Regions from separate parts of the Mus musculus genome. Here region 1 is linked to region 2. The links are chromatin contacts, found by Hi-C or POLR2A ChIA-PET in ENCODE. All regions are on one chromosome and are shown on one strand. Each heading gives the region's core, a stretch centred on a gene start or an enhancer-like site at or near the end of the contact. The rest is flanking DNA. Distances are from core to core; before and after follow the strand shown.

Region 1 (6,318 bases), core at 2,089-4,588, 34 kb after region 2:
CCATGAGAAACTGGCAGTAGTCTAACCACAGGCGTGGCATCTGAAAATAATGGAGTGAGGGGTCTGAGGCACAGGCTCCATAGCTTCCTTACACTTCATATCTAGGGCACAGGGGCAGCAGGGAAGCAATAGGGGTCATCACCTGCCACCCAGGCTCTGTAAATAAGCCCAAGAGAGTCATTATTTCCTCAAGCTGATAAAACACTTTGGTGGACCTGTGCCCTGTTTTGCTGGAGCACTATGAGGAAGAGGAAGATACCCCTTTACATCTCACTGGGGAAATAGTTGCCAGGAGTGCGCCTGCCCGCACACCCCTCTCCAGATCCCTACCTTGTGCATGAACACAAAGGCCCTCTCATGGCAGTTGTTGACATCTTCATAGGCAGGATCAGTCACACAGCGATGTTTCACCTGTGCCCGGCGTGCCTTCAGATATCGGTACCAGAGTTTGTAGCTAAAGAGCAGGAAAGGCAGATAAGATGGGTTTATGGAACCCCAGAACCCTTTCTTTGTTCTAGAGGCAACTGTGGTGAAAAAGGGACTGAGGAGGGGCAAGAGATCTCACAGGGAAGGGACAGGCTTGGACATGAGGGAAGGTGTGACCTATCAGGGGCTGTGCTTCAGTAAAGGAATACACAGCATTCACCTGGGACACACAGTCACTTGTATTGTGACTGGGTGTAGAGGGGTGGGAGCTGATGAGCAGGGTAGCACAGGGAGGGCCATTTGCACCTGCAGGGAAGCAGTTTGAGTGCCCGCTCATACAACTGGTTGAGTCGGGGCTTGGGGGCCCCCTGTTTGAACTCGATGTAGCGGAGCCAGCATTTGACGGAGAACTGGTTCCTCATGATTTCTTCCTCATAGGGAAGGTCCTCTTCCTCCTGCCAGGGCCAGGGAAGGGGAGACGAGAAGCCTGTCTTTAGTCTCAGTAGAGTCACAACCCATCCTGGGGCTTAGCCCCAAACTCTAGGCTTCTACAAAAACTCCATACCCTTTCAAAAGGCAGTGGTGCAAGTCTATACTCCCACCATCTCAGAGGCAAAGAATAAAACAAATGGGAGGTTGGTGAGATGCCCAGTGGGTAGAGTCACCTGCCACTGAGACTGAGTCCCATGGTAGGAAGGAATCAACTCCTTACGTTGTCCTCTACCTTCCACATGCACACAGTGGCAGGCACATGACTTGCCTCTTACACATGTTAAAATTAAAAACAAACAAACAAATAAACAAAAAGAAGTAGAAAGATGGCTCAGTTGGTACGCACAAGCATGATTGCCTGAGTTCAGATCTCCAACACTCACGTAAATGCCAGGCATGGCAGTATGTATCTAAAAACCCCAATGCTGGGCAATGCCAGGCATCGCGTTATGTATCTATACACCCCAGTGCTGGGCAAACACAAACAGGTCCCTAGATCCCTAGGGCTCACTGGCCAGCCATTTAGCCCGCCAGTGAGCTTCAAGTTCAGTGAGAAGACTTTGTCTCAAAAGTCAGATGGAGAGCAACGGAAAGTCAGCTCATGTCTATTTCTGGTCAATGCGCATTCATACACACACAGCCCATGCACTTACAATACACGCTATAGTTAAAAACAAACAGGGCTGGAGACATGGCTCAACAGTGAAGAGTATGTACTGCTCTTGCAAAGGACTGCACTCATTCCAGGCAGCTCATAATTACCTATAACTCTAGACTAGGGCCTGTGTGGACACCTGACTCACATGCACATACCCACACAAAGACATCCACATAAACATAATTTTAAAAATACATCTTTAACAAGCAAACGGACACAACACAACAAGGTCCCAGACATGATTTCTTCCTCTATTGAAGCTGGATCACCAGATATTAGCTAAAGCAGTGGTTCTCAATCTACGGCCACTATGCCTTTGAGGACCAAAAAAATCCCTTTCACATGGGCTGCCTAAAAACACCAGAAAACACAGATATTTACATTATGATTCATAACAGTAGCAAAAGTACAATTATGAAGTAGCAATGAAAACGATTTTATTGTTGGCAGTTACACAACATGAGGAACTGTATTGAAGGATCACACATTAGGAAGGTTTCAAACTACTGTGCTAGATAGAGTGTTAGTTTAGACCTCTGGCTCTCAGCACTCAACTGCCCACACAGATCTCTTAGTTGTTAAGGAGACTCTGCCCAGATATCAGCTTTGTTCAGTAAATCTCACTCCCTGGCCCCAATCCTCACACTCTTAAGAAGTCTTTGACAATTTCATACATATATACAAGGAGTTTTGGATATCTTCACCATCCATTATTTTCTCTTATGCCCTTCCCATAATCCCTAGCGTCTCACAGCACTAGGGCCAGAGGCCTGGCCGCTGTCATGGACAGCTGGTTGTATCCAGGCACCACACACTTCCTCCCGGACATCAGGCTTTTGATCCTTCACGCTTACACTATCACCACCGCACCTATCTTCATACCTGGCCTGTATAATAACATTTTAAAGTTTTGTTTTGTTGCTCTTGAGACAGGGGTCTCACTATTTGTTCTAGCTGTCCTGGAATTCACTATATAGACCACACTGGCCGCAAACTCACAGAGATCCACCTGCCTCTGTCTCCCAAGTTCTGGGATCAAGGGCATTCACCACCACACCCAACCCAAAGTTTTAAAGTTTTTAACTTATTATTTTCCCCAGCCTCTTCTCAGGTGGCAGATACCGGTGATCTCCATGAGTGCATCAAGCCGTTATCCAGAATCCAGAACACTAGCCGGTCACTATGCCTATCAAAATCCACGTCGATTCACTCTCATTCCCCTCCTGGCCTCTTAACCTCAACAGCAGCTCCTCACTCGAGCCATGAGGGTACGTACGGTTCTTTATTCCCGGTCTGATCAGTGTTTTGACATGTCGCCCCATGGACTGGGGTCTAGTCCCCCCCCGCCCTCCCCCCCCGAGAGCCAGACTCCGATCCTGTAAGGTATCCAGCTTTGGATCTTCCCTAGCGAATCACCCTCCACCTCGCTGCAGACTTACAAAAACAAGGTCCGGCCGCTCGGAACGCGGAACTCGCGCCATCACCACCATCTTCCTGGCTCTCCAGGTACAGACGAGAGTCGCGCTCTAGTGGCGTCACGCACAGAAGGCCCGCCCTCTTCGAGACAGACCCGTTTTCTATTGGCTGCACCGCACTTTGACAGCACCGCTTGCTCTGTTAAATTTTGAGTGGTTAAGGAAGTGACCGGAAGCAAAGGGGCGCCGGAAGATGACGTCACAGACCCGGGTTCCTGACCACTCCGCTTCCGTATTGGCCCTTGGGCAGCACCAATGAGGTTTTGCATTACTGGACAGTCGACTTTGGGCGGAAGTGGCTTCGTAAAACCGAAGAGCGAGATGGGGGTGAAGCTGGAGGTGTTTCGGGTCAGTGAGTTCTAGGCGTTGGACGTCTGGACCCGGGGTCTTTCAGAAAATGAAAATAGATCTTGGAAGTGAGAGAAGCGCAAGGCAGGGAGGCGTTCCACAGAGAAAGTGTCTGAGACTTGTACTGGCACCCCAGCAGAAGGAGCACTAGATGTGGGGGCTTAGAATGGAGGGAAGCGTCTCAGAGATGGGAGAGCTGAAGAGGGTGGTTCAAGGAAGGGAGGCTTCAGATCCAGAGTGGGGTTTCCAGAAGGAGAGCCCAGAGCTCATGATGGGTCTCAGATAGGATTTCTAGAAGTAGGAGAATATATTTGGAAAAAAAAAAAAAAAAAAAAGAGGGCCCTCTATATGAGATGCTACGGGTGGGTATCAGATTGGGAGTTAATAACATCTCAAGGATATGTGTTTGTAGTAGGAACCCTTGGACTGTTAGTCTCTCTCTTCCTTTCCCTCTCTTCTACATCCTTCGTGCACGTGTGCCTGTGTGTGTGTGTGTGTGTGTGTGTGTGTGTGTGTGTGTTTGTGTGTGGTGGTGGTGGAAGGGAGTCGTGGACAGAACTACTACGAGTAAAATCTGCTTGATCATGAAAACCAGGCTTTAAGGTGCCAGGTTTCTGTTCTCCGGGTAGGATTTCTGGGGTTCCCGGGGAGCCCCTGAGGCTGAGCTCCGGACCTGTCCTTTGGGCTTCCCTGCAATCTCCCTGTGCTCCACCCACCTCTGCTTTTACAGATGTCCCTCTACCTCACTTTCCCCGTGGTTATGTTCTGGATCTCCAATCAGGCTGAGTGGTTTGAGGACTATGTTGTCCAGCGTAAGGTGGGTATCAAAGTGCTTGATGGATAATTCCTGCGGAAGGGAGGGTATGAAGCACCAACTTGCTATTGAGATCCATTGTCTGCCTCTCATGAGTCAACCCTGTTGTGGATGTGGGGCTCTGGATTCTCCTGCCTTGTGTTCTCACCTGTGACTTTGTTCCACAGAGGGAGCTGTGGCCAAGAGAGAAGGAGGGTCAGGTCAGTAACCTGTTTTCCCCAAGGAGCTGAGTCACTCTTACCTAGTTGGGCTTGGAATAAAGATTTCACCCTCAGCCATAGGTAGGAAAGTGGAAGCAGCAGACTGAGTAGGAATTCCAGACTAGCCTGGGCTAGAGACCTTGTCTCCATAAAGGTTTCTTGTTGTTTGTGATGGTGTATACCTACGGACACTTGGAAGGAGGAGTAGGAGGAGTATCAGATTGAAGCTAGCCTGGGCTGCATGGGGATAGAGAGAGGGAGACAGGAGAGGAAGCTGTAATTCCAGCATTCCAGCACTCAGGAGATGGATGCAAGAGGATTGAGAATTCTGGCTATTCTCTGCCGCCTGGTGAGCTCAAGGCTAGCCTGTAGTATATGAGACCCCATCTTAAAAAGAGGGGAGGGCACAAATGGTGTCACATATTACCTTTTCCCCGAGGGATGAAGCTGAACTCACTTGTACAGTGATTGTGATTGGCATGGGGCTCCCAGTGTGGATACTGAACTCTGAAGCCAAAGGGAGGATAGTGTGAGTGAGTCCAGGCTGTGAGGCCTGTACTCTTCCTTCCTTCCCATCACACCCCTTTCCCCATTCCAGCGCCAGGAGCTAGAAGAATTTAAGCAGAAGATCCGGAAGCAGAAAGAAGAGAGACTTCTTCAAGCTGCCCAGCAGAGCTCCTGAGACCTTCAGTTCCTCAAGTCCCAGCTCCCTTCCCCACCACAGAAAATAACACACACTCAACTCTTTGTTGCTAGTGCCAAGTGTTTTATTGTTTTCAGGGGCCAGTGGGAGGCCCAGGATGGCTAGAACTCTCAAGGAGCTTGTGTCTGGGGCTGGGGGCTGCTGTTCCTGCGGAAGCTGAGTGCAGCAGGATCCTGAGGGGTGAGCAGGGGTTGAGGGCTGAGGGTCCCAGGTCGTTTCTGCATTCCATCCTGGGGATGAAGAAGGGTCAGACGGAGGGAGGGGACCAAGGAAAGTGCAAGTCAGAAGTGCCTCCAAACAATGTTTTTTTTTCGTCTGCTAATTAGGGTGGTGGTATTTGGTCAGACATTGGCCTGTTAGTGTATACCTGTAATCCCAGTACTCAAGAAACAGGCAGGAGGATTATTTTGAGTTCAAAGCTAAATACTAAAACAAACAAACAAACAGTTGAGTTGAGAAGATAGCTCAGTCATTGAAATCCTTGCTATGCTCATTTGAAGACCTGAGTTTAAGCCAGGTGTGGGTTTATGCACTTGTAATCTCAGTGCTTAAGAGTCAGGAGGATCCCAAGGGCTTCCTAGCTAGAGAGCCTGATCTACCTGGAGTTCCAGGGCACTGAAAGCTCCCAGGGCAGGAGATTGACTTCTGGCCTCCACCTGCGTGTGCACACGTGTGCCCGGAGCTCTAAACATGTATGCTAATGTACACAGACATAGGGCTGGGGCTGGAGCTCAGTTGATAGAGACTGCATCAAAGCCCTGGGTTCTATCCCTACCCACATACATCACTCATGGTGACTCACACCTGTTATCCCAGAACCCAGGATGCACATGTAGGAGAACATGCCAGCCAGAGCTACATGAAACCCTGTCTCAAAAACAATAAAGCAAAACACTCCCAAACAGAAGCCCTACTCTTCATTGATTTATAGGGGTATGCATTCATATGCCTTCCAGGAAAACTGCCTGTTTTCTCCCTGTGGCCTCTCCCAAATATACAGATGTTGGAGCAGGAACTGTAATTTCCAGCCATAGTTCTGCACTAGCATGAGTCCTGCCACCTGACCTTAAGCCCATAGCACTTTACGTGTTCATAGGGTCCTCTCCTTTCCTGCCTAGAGACAGGTCATAGATTTAGAGAGCTATGTGGAGTCTCACAGGTAATCTGGACATCACCTACCTTGGGGCCGATAGGTTGGAAGC
Region 2 (6,623 bases), core at 3,908-6,407:
AGCCTAGGGTGGCTTTGAACCCATGATCCTTCTGCCTATGCCTCCCCTGTATTGGGATAACTAGTGTGGACCACCACACATTGATCCAGTGTTTATATTAACTGCACATCAGGATTATACCAGTTATAAGCATTCAATAACTACATGGGGACTAATCCCAACCCTACTAGACAGGAAATTTCCATAACACAGCTAATATTTACTCATTCCATGACCGTCTGTGCCTTTAACCCTACAACACACTTTTGTTATTGACCTGGCAAATAAGGTCTTTCTTGTCTCCTGTATGACTGACCTACATCCTTAACCCCCAAAACACTTATTCTAACACCATTGTACAGATAAGGAAACCACAGCTCACACAGCTAAGGTAGCTTACCCAAAATCACACAGCCAGAAAATGGCGGAGCCCAAATGAAACCAGTTTCCCTCACACACCTCTCTCCTATTTGCAAGGCCTAAGGAATGGCAGTTGGTATTCCACACATTTACACAGAAGCCTTTCTTATCTCCAAGTCTGTCTCTCCTGAGCCCACCAGCTTGCATTCCTCACACCTTGCCTTGGGGGACACCAGAACTACCCCTTCCTAAGTCTGTGTGAGCTCCTTGGTGCCCAGACACCTTCTCTGGCTCCCCAGTGCCCTCCCTTGGATCTTAATCTGAGAGGTCCTCCTTCTGAAGCCCACTCTGCACCCTCTTGCTCTGACCTCCAGGCACCATGGGGAGCTTCATGCTCTCCTCTAAGCAGCTTGCAGCCATAGGCTGCTCCCCTTGGTGGTCTCAAGACAGCTTCTCAGGGGAACCCCCCTTCCTCACCCACCCCCCTCTGGAAAATCTTGGGAACTTTCTCCTGCAGACCCAGCTGCTTGGACCACACTGGGTCTTACCACAGTAGGTATCCAGGACCTAATTTGGTGCCCATCCCCATTCTCCTGGATCTCTCCCAGCATCTCCTCCACACCCTAAGCACCAAGCATTGGCTCCCTGTAGAAAGGTGTCTGTAAAGAAACCCAAGTGGCAGGGCCTGGTGGTATGAACCTATTTACCCAGCAAATCAGAGAGGGGCTGGAGGTGTGGCTCCGTGGTACAGTGCCTCCCTAGCATCCCCCAATGAGGGGCTGGGGTCACAGCTCAGCTGGTGGACACTCCCTAGCATAGGGCCCTAGGCTGCAACCCAAGTGCTGGCAATTACCAATCAAAAACAAACAAACAAACAAACAAACAACAATAAAACTGCACCAGGAAGAGAGGATTTTTGGCTGGTAAAGGCACTTGCCACCAAGCCCGATAACCTGAATTCTATCCCTGACACCTACACAACCAAGGAGCAAGGAGAACAAAAAACCCTAACCTGTCTGACTGCCACACAAGCCCTGGGACACCCAGAGGCAGGCACACACACACACACACACACACACACACACACACACACACGCACACACACTAATAACTATATTTTTTTTTTCAGAATATGAAAATTTATTACTGTGTTTCCATTGTCAAATTTTATGATCTTGGCCTTTCTTTCTTGCCTTTGTATAGAGCCAACAGAGAAACATTGGCTACTTTAACCACCTTAAAGCGGACTCCAGGAATATCACCTACAGCATGACCTTTTCGACGAAATCCAGCAACCAGAACTTCATCATTTTCCTCAATGAAGTTCAGGCAGCCATCATTGGGCACGAACGCTGTGATCTTCTTCCCGTTCTTAATGAGCTGCACCCTGACGCACTTCCTGATGGCAGAATTTGGCTGTTTGGCCTCAACCCCTACTTTTTCCAGCACAATTCCCTTTGCATGAGAGGCACCCCCAAACGGATTGGCCTTCAGGGCTGTGCCCAAGTGGGCTTTCTTGTACTGTTTGTCATGCCACTTCTGATCCCGTCGGTGACTGCGGAGCTTCCGGGCAGTTCGGAGACCACGACACTTGCCCATCTTGCCGGCGCCACGGGCCCCTAATAACTATATTTTAAAGATGACCTGGCCTTGATCTGTTCCTCAGCATCTCCCCCCAGCCCCCACCTCCTTGTCTGGGAGGGAGACACAGGTAGCTGAGAGCTGAATCTGATCCTGAGCCAGCTGCAGCCACTGAGTAATGCTGCATGGTGCAAGGGGCTGGGTCAACAGAAGAGAAATGTGTGAATCTGAGCATGAAGGTCCCCTCCAGGGGCTTCCCTTCTGCAAACTTACAGAGTAACTTCTGCACGGTCCTCTGCCTAAGAGACACTGGGAGGCACTGATAAAATACTCTCACCAGCCACAGCAGCTGCCATAGTGAACACTGACCAAGCTGTGTCTTGTGCCACATCAGACAATCAAGTCACCTCTCAACAACCTAGTCCCAAAAGTACTGGGGGTTTCAGGCTAGCAAGATGGCTCAGCAGAGAAAGGTGCTTGCCAGCAAGTCTAACAATCTGAGATTGACCCCCAGGGCCCATGCTGTTCTCTGACCTCCACATAGGTGCCCCCCACACACACACCAATAAGAAAATAAATATAACTTTAAAACAAGTAATGGAGTTGAAAACCCACTGCATGACACCACAGGCAAGCAACTTCTATGTGATTTCAGGCACAGATATGTAAGTGGACAAACACCTTTTTCTTTTTTCTTTTTCTTAAATAAAAAAAGAAACAGAAGTTCAGAGAACCTGAATTATTCTTCCACACCAGCTGTCCTGGTCAGGGCTGGGCCTCAAACTCAACCATGACTTAACAGAGTTGGGCTCCTGGCTGGCAAGATTGCCCAGTGGGTAGAGGTACCTATTTCAGAAGACCCGATGAAGTGTTCAGGTGACAAGGATGATGTTTTGTGGTGGTTCTCTGACCTCCATCCACATGTTGTGGTGCATGCCCACGCTTACATACACAGGCAATGATAAAAAATCAAAATTAAAAAGCTCAGGAAGCCAGCCTTTCTAATCTAATTATCTCGGCCTTGTGAGGGGCTGGGACAGAGGTCCCAACTCCCAAATCTTTTCTTTCTCAGGCCCCAGGTCCCTGGGGGTGTGCAGGTGTCAGAGGCAGCTGGCCAGCCACACAGGGAGGAGAGCGGTAAGAGAGACTACTAGAAAGTGAGAAAGACAGGACTGTGCAGAAGCAACTGATGGACAGCTGTCACAGGAGACCCACACCCGGAACAGGCTGGTCTGGGAAGGCAATGGAGTGGGGGGAGGGGCTGCACCTACTTAGTGCCAAGATCAGTAGGAGGGCAGGGCATTTCCCACCACCACCACATATACACTCACACACACACACTCACACACACTCACATACACACACACTCACATACACTCACATACACTGTCTCTGTCTTCTCTCTCTCTGCATCTTTGCATCTCTGTTTCTGTCTTTCCCCCCTCTCCTTTTCTCTCTTTCTCTCTTTCTCTCTTTCTCTCTCTCTCTCTCTCTCTCTCTCTCTCTCTCTCTCTCTCTCTCTCTCTCTCTCAGAAAGTCCTAGATCTTAATTAACCCTCTCCCTCATCCCCATTTTCCCCAAACCAGACCAGGTCTATCAATTCTGTCCTGTGGTGGGTGAAGCTGCCCAAAGCCAGGACTTGGAGAGCCTTCCCAGGTCTGATAATCCACCTTCCTCATTTGCCCAGTAGGAATGGCCCTAGTCCTTCAGGCCTGTGGGCATGCGGAAGGGAGGAGAAAAGGGGTGGCTTCAATAAGAGAAGGCCTGCCCTCCCAGATTGCCACCCCAGGACAGCTAGTGAGTGAACCATTTATATCCACCTGAATCCTCAGGAAAATGTGGCAGTTTTTGTAGCTGCCAAGGGCCGGGCAGTGGTGCCACATGCCTTTAATCCCAGCATTTGGGAGGCAGAGGCAAGTAGATTTCTGAGTTTGAGGCCAGCCTGATCTACAGAGTCAATTCCAGGACAGTCAGGGTTACACAGGGAAACCCTGTCTGGAAAAACCAAAATAAATAAATAAATAATAAAAAAAATAAAATCATAGCTGCCAGCCTTTTTCTAAGATCCATCTAGTCAACAGAGGGGAGTCCCTTAGGTTCTGCCTCACCTCACTCAAGCCACCTGTAACACAGGCCCCCAAACAGTGAGTGTTCCAACCCAGTTCTGTAGATAAATAGATTTGTATTATGGAGCTGGGAATGCTGAACCTGAAAACACACACACACACAAAAGACTGTTTATACCAAAAAAAAAAAAAAAAAGTATGCACCTACACATCATTAGTCACACACAGAAAGCCCCATGCACACAACCACACCCGCAAACACACAGATCCTCTCAGACCCTTACCTACATCTAGTCAGAGGCTTTCTTCAACAAATACTGCAGATATCAAAGGTACACATCAGGACATTTGCAATCCACCTAGTAACCCTACAGAGCTAATCTCACATACACAGCTTTTCTCCTGCCTAAATACACCCACTTGGTATCTCTGCCATCTTCCTGCCCTGACAGAGTCAACAATTACACCCTTATATGATAGATGTGTTTAGACTCACATCATTCTTTCTCCCCCCGCTCTTTCTCTTCCTTCATTTCCAATCTTAGAACACAGAAGGTTGTACAACACAATTCTTTGATTTTACTTATTTATCTCATGTATCCCAGGATCACCTTGAACTTACAAAAATTCTCTTCTTCCCACTTCCCAAGTGCCATGATTCTAGGCATGTACCTACCACCATCCCTAGCTTATTTGGTGCTTGGGATGGAGGAGAAGGTTTTGTACATACCAGATAAGGACTCTGTCAACTAGGGCACAACCCTAGCCACTTAATACAAACCATTGTACCACAACAGGTTTGAAACAGTCACCTTCACAAACAGATGACATCACAAATCTAGATACCTATAGACAGAGATGTTCACAGGTACTCTCAAGCAAGTGGATACAAACACATTCATTTTCTTTTTAAACTAGGACAGAGTCTTGCTGTGTAGCCCTGGTTGGCCTAGAACTTACTGTATAGTAATAGCCACAAACTCCATATGCATATGTGAACTCCACCTGCATATGTGTGGGATCAAAAGCCTACATGGACATCCATGACAAAGGGTCCCTAAGCCTCTCCAGGGTCCGGGAGTGAGCAGGAACACACGCGCGCGCGCGCACACACACACACACACACACACACACACACACACACACACACGAGAACGCATACAGGGACATGCGTTCTTCTGCAGCCCTTCCCTCATCCGCCATCACTGCCGCCCTTTGCAGCAGGAGGACCTATGGAAGCTTTAATGTCAGTGGGGACCCATGTGGACCCAGGAGCCAGAGAGAACTGAGTCCAATCTGGGGGCGGGGCGCACCTGGGTTCCGCCTTGGGGCGGGGTCGACGCCGCGTCGCCAGCGCGCTCGACCGCACCTGGTTCAGCGGCGCCTCAGCAGCTTTATTAGTAACAGCAGCAGCCGCGGCGGCAACCCGATTCGGGGTGGCGGAGGCTCGGCAGCAGCGCAGCGCAGCGCAGCGCACGCAGCCCAGCCCATCAGAGCGCGCGGACCCGGGCGGCCGTAACCCCGGCGTCGCCATGGTGGAAGCGGCGCCCGCAGGGTCCGGGCCACTGCGGAGGACTTTCCTGGTCCCCGAGATCAAGTCTTTGGACCAGTACGATTTCTCTCGAGCCAAGGCGGCGGCGAGTCTGGCGTGGGTGCTGCGGGCCGCATTCGGGGGAGCAGGTAACCCGAGGGCCTTTGGGGAGGGGACCGGGGGAGCCAGGCTGGGGCGCGGCAGGTGCGGGGGGCGGGGCGCCAAGCCGGGGCCGTGGGAACAATAGCTTCGGGGCTGCCTAGGGTCCCCGAGCTTTTGGTCTTTGCTAAGCTGGGCCTCCAAGCTTCCTGCTCGGACGGGGCCCTTGGACTTTGCCCGCCCGGGTCGCTGGAACGCAGTCGGGGGTGGGGCCCGCCAAGAGGCTGTGCGCCTTGGGACCCCGGGATCAGAGCCCCCAGGTGAGCAGGGGTGGGGTCTGCAGACCAATTTTGTGTGTGGTGGGGGAAGGGTCTCCTGGTAGTCCTCTGCTTCCCGCCTCCCACCCCACTCCTCAGACCCCAGGGCCTAACTGCATGGCCAACTCCCCTTTCACACACATCAGAAGCCTGTGATGGTTCCTCCTACCCCCACCTTCCCTATCTACCCTCACAACGTGTACGCGGTGGCTTGGACCCCGCAAGGAGCGTTTTAAGAGATCAGAGCTACAGCTCAGTGACTGGGACACAAACCCTGCCTTGCCGGTGGCCAGCGTGTGTGTGTGTGTGTGTGTGTGTGTGTGTGTGTGTGTGTGTGGTGTGTCTGGGACCACTCTTTCGTCTCGATGGCCCCGTAAAGGCTGGCAGTTGTGACTTATTGCCACATTTTCCTGAGGATTCAGGTAGGCATAAATGGCTCATTCACCAGCTGTTCTAGGGTGGCAGCTCGGGCGGCCAGGCCTTCTCTTATTGAAGCCACCCCTTTTCTCCTCCCTTCCGCATGCCCACAGGCCTGAAGGACTAGGGCCATTCCTACTGGGCAAATGAGGAAGGTGGATTATCAGACCTGGGAAGGCTCTCCAAGTCCTGGCTTTGGGCAGCTTCAGCCACCACAGGATAGAACTGGGAGGCCAGGCTTGGCCTTGGGAAAAACAGAGGTTCATTAAGGT

Evidence for each region. Hi-C counts contacts between places; a loop is a spot of excess contacts on that map. ChIA-PET counts read pairs that join two places held with the same protein, here RNA polymerase II (POLR2A).
Region 1: a loop to region 2 is called in a map of left cerebral cortex, with 2.0 times the contacts of the local background. The contact joins the promoter of Pet100 here to the promoter of Camsap3 in region 2. A Hi-C loop is called at or near these places in 2 of 37 maps with a recorded cell type or tissue (CH12.LX and left cerebral cortex). POLR2A ChIA-PET finds 5 or more read pairs at or near these places in 4 of 5 experiments (Patski and embryonic stem cell).

Annotation. Positions count from the first base shown.
Region 1 is chr8:3,618,213-3,624,530 of GRCm38, forward strand. It overlaps Pet100 (PET100 homolog), which reads left to right and starts at 3,339. Exons shown (of 4, transcript NM_001195244.1): 1 at 3,339-3,399; 2 at 4,130-4,216; 3 at 4,381-4,413; 4 at 5,012-6,023. The coding sequence starts at 3,373. The coding sequence ends at 5,095. Xab2 (XPA binding protein 2) reads right to left here and starts at 3,084. Exons shown (of 19, transcript NM_026156.2): 1 at 3,016-3,084; 2 at 733-881; 3 at 331-454; 4 at 1-40. The coding sequence starts at 3,066. It overlaps Pcp2 (Purkinje cell protein 2 (L7)), which reads right to left. Exons shown (of 4, transcript NM_001129804.2): 3 at 6,296-6,318; 4 at 5,157-5,346. The coding sequence ends at 5,227.
Region 2 is chr8:3,582,293-3,588,915 of GRCm38, forward strand. It overlaps Camsap3 (calmodulin regulated spectrin-associated protein family, member 3), which reads left to right and starts at 5,158. Exons shown (of 17, transcript NM_027171.3): 1 at 5,158-5,667. The coding sequence starts at 5,520. Rps23rg1 (ribosomal protein S23, retrogene 1) reads left to right here. Exons shown (of 6, transcript NM_001024728.2): 6 at 1,543-2,484. The coding sequence ends at 1,962. It also overlaps the pseudogene Rps23-ps2.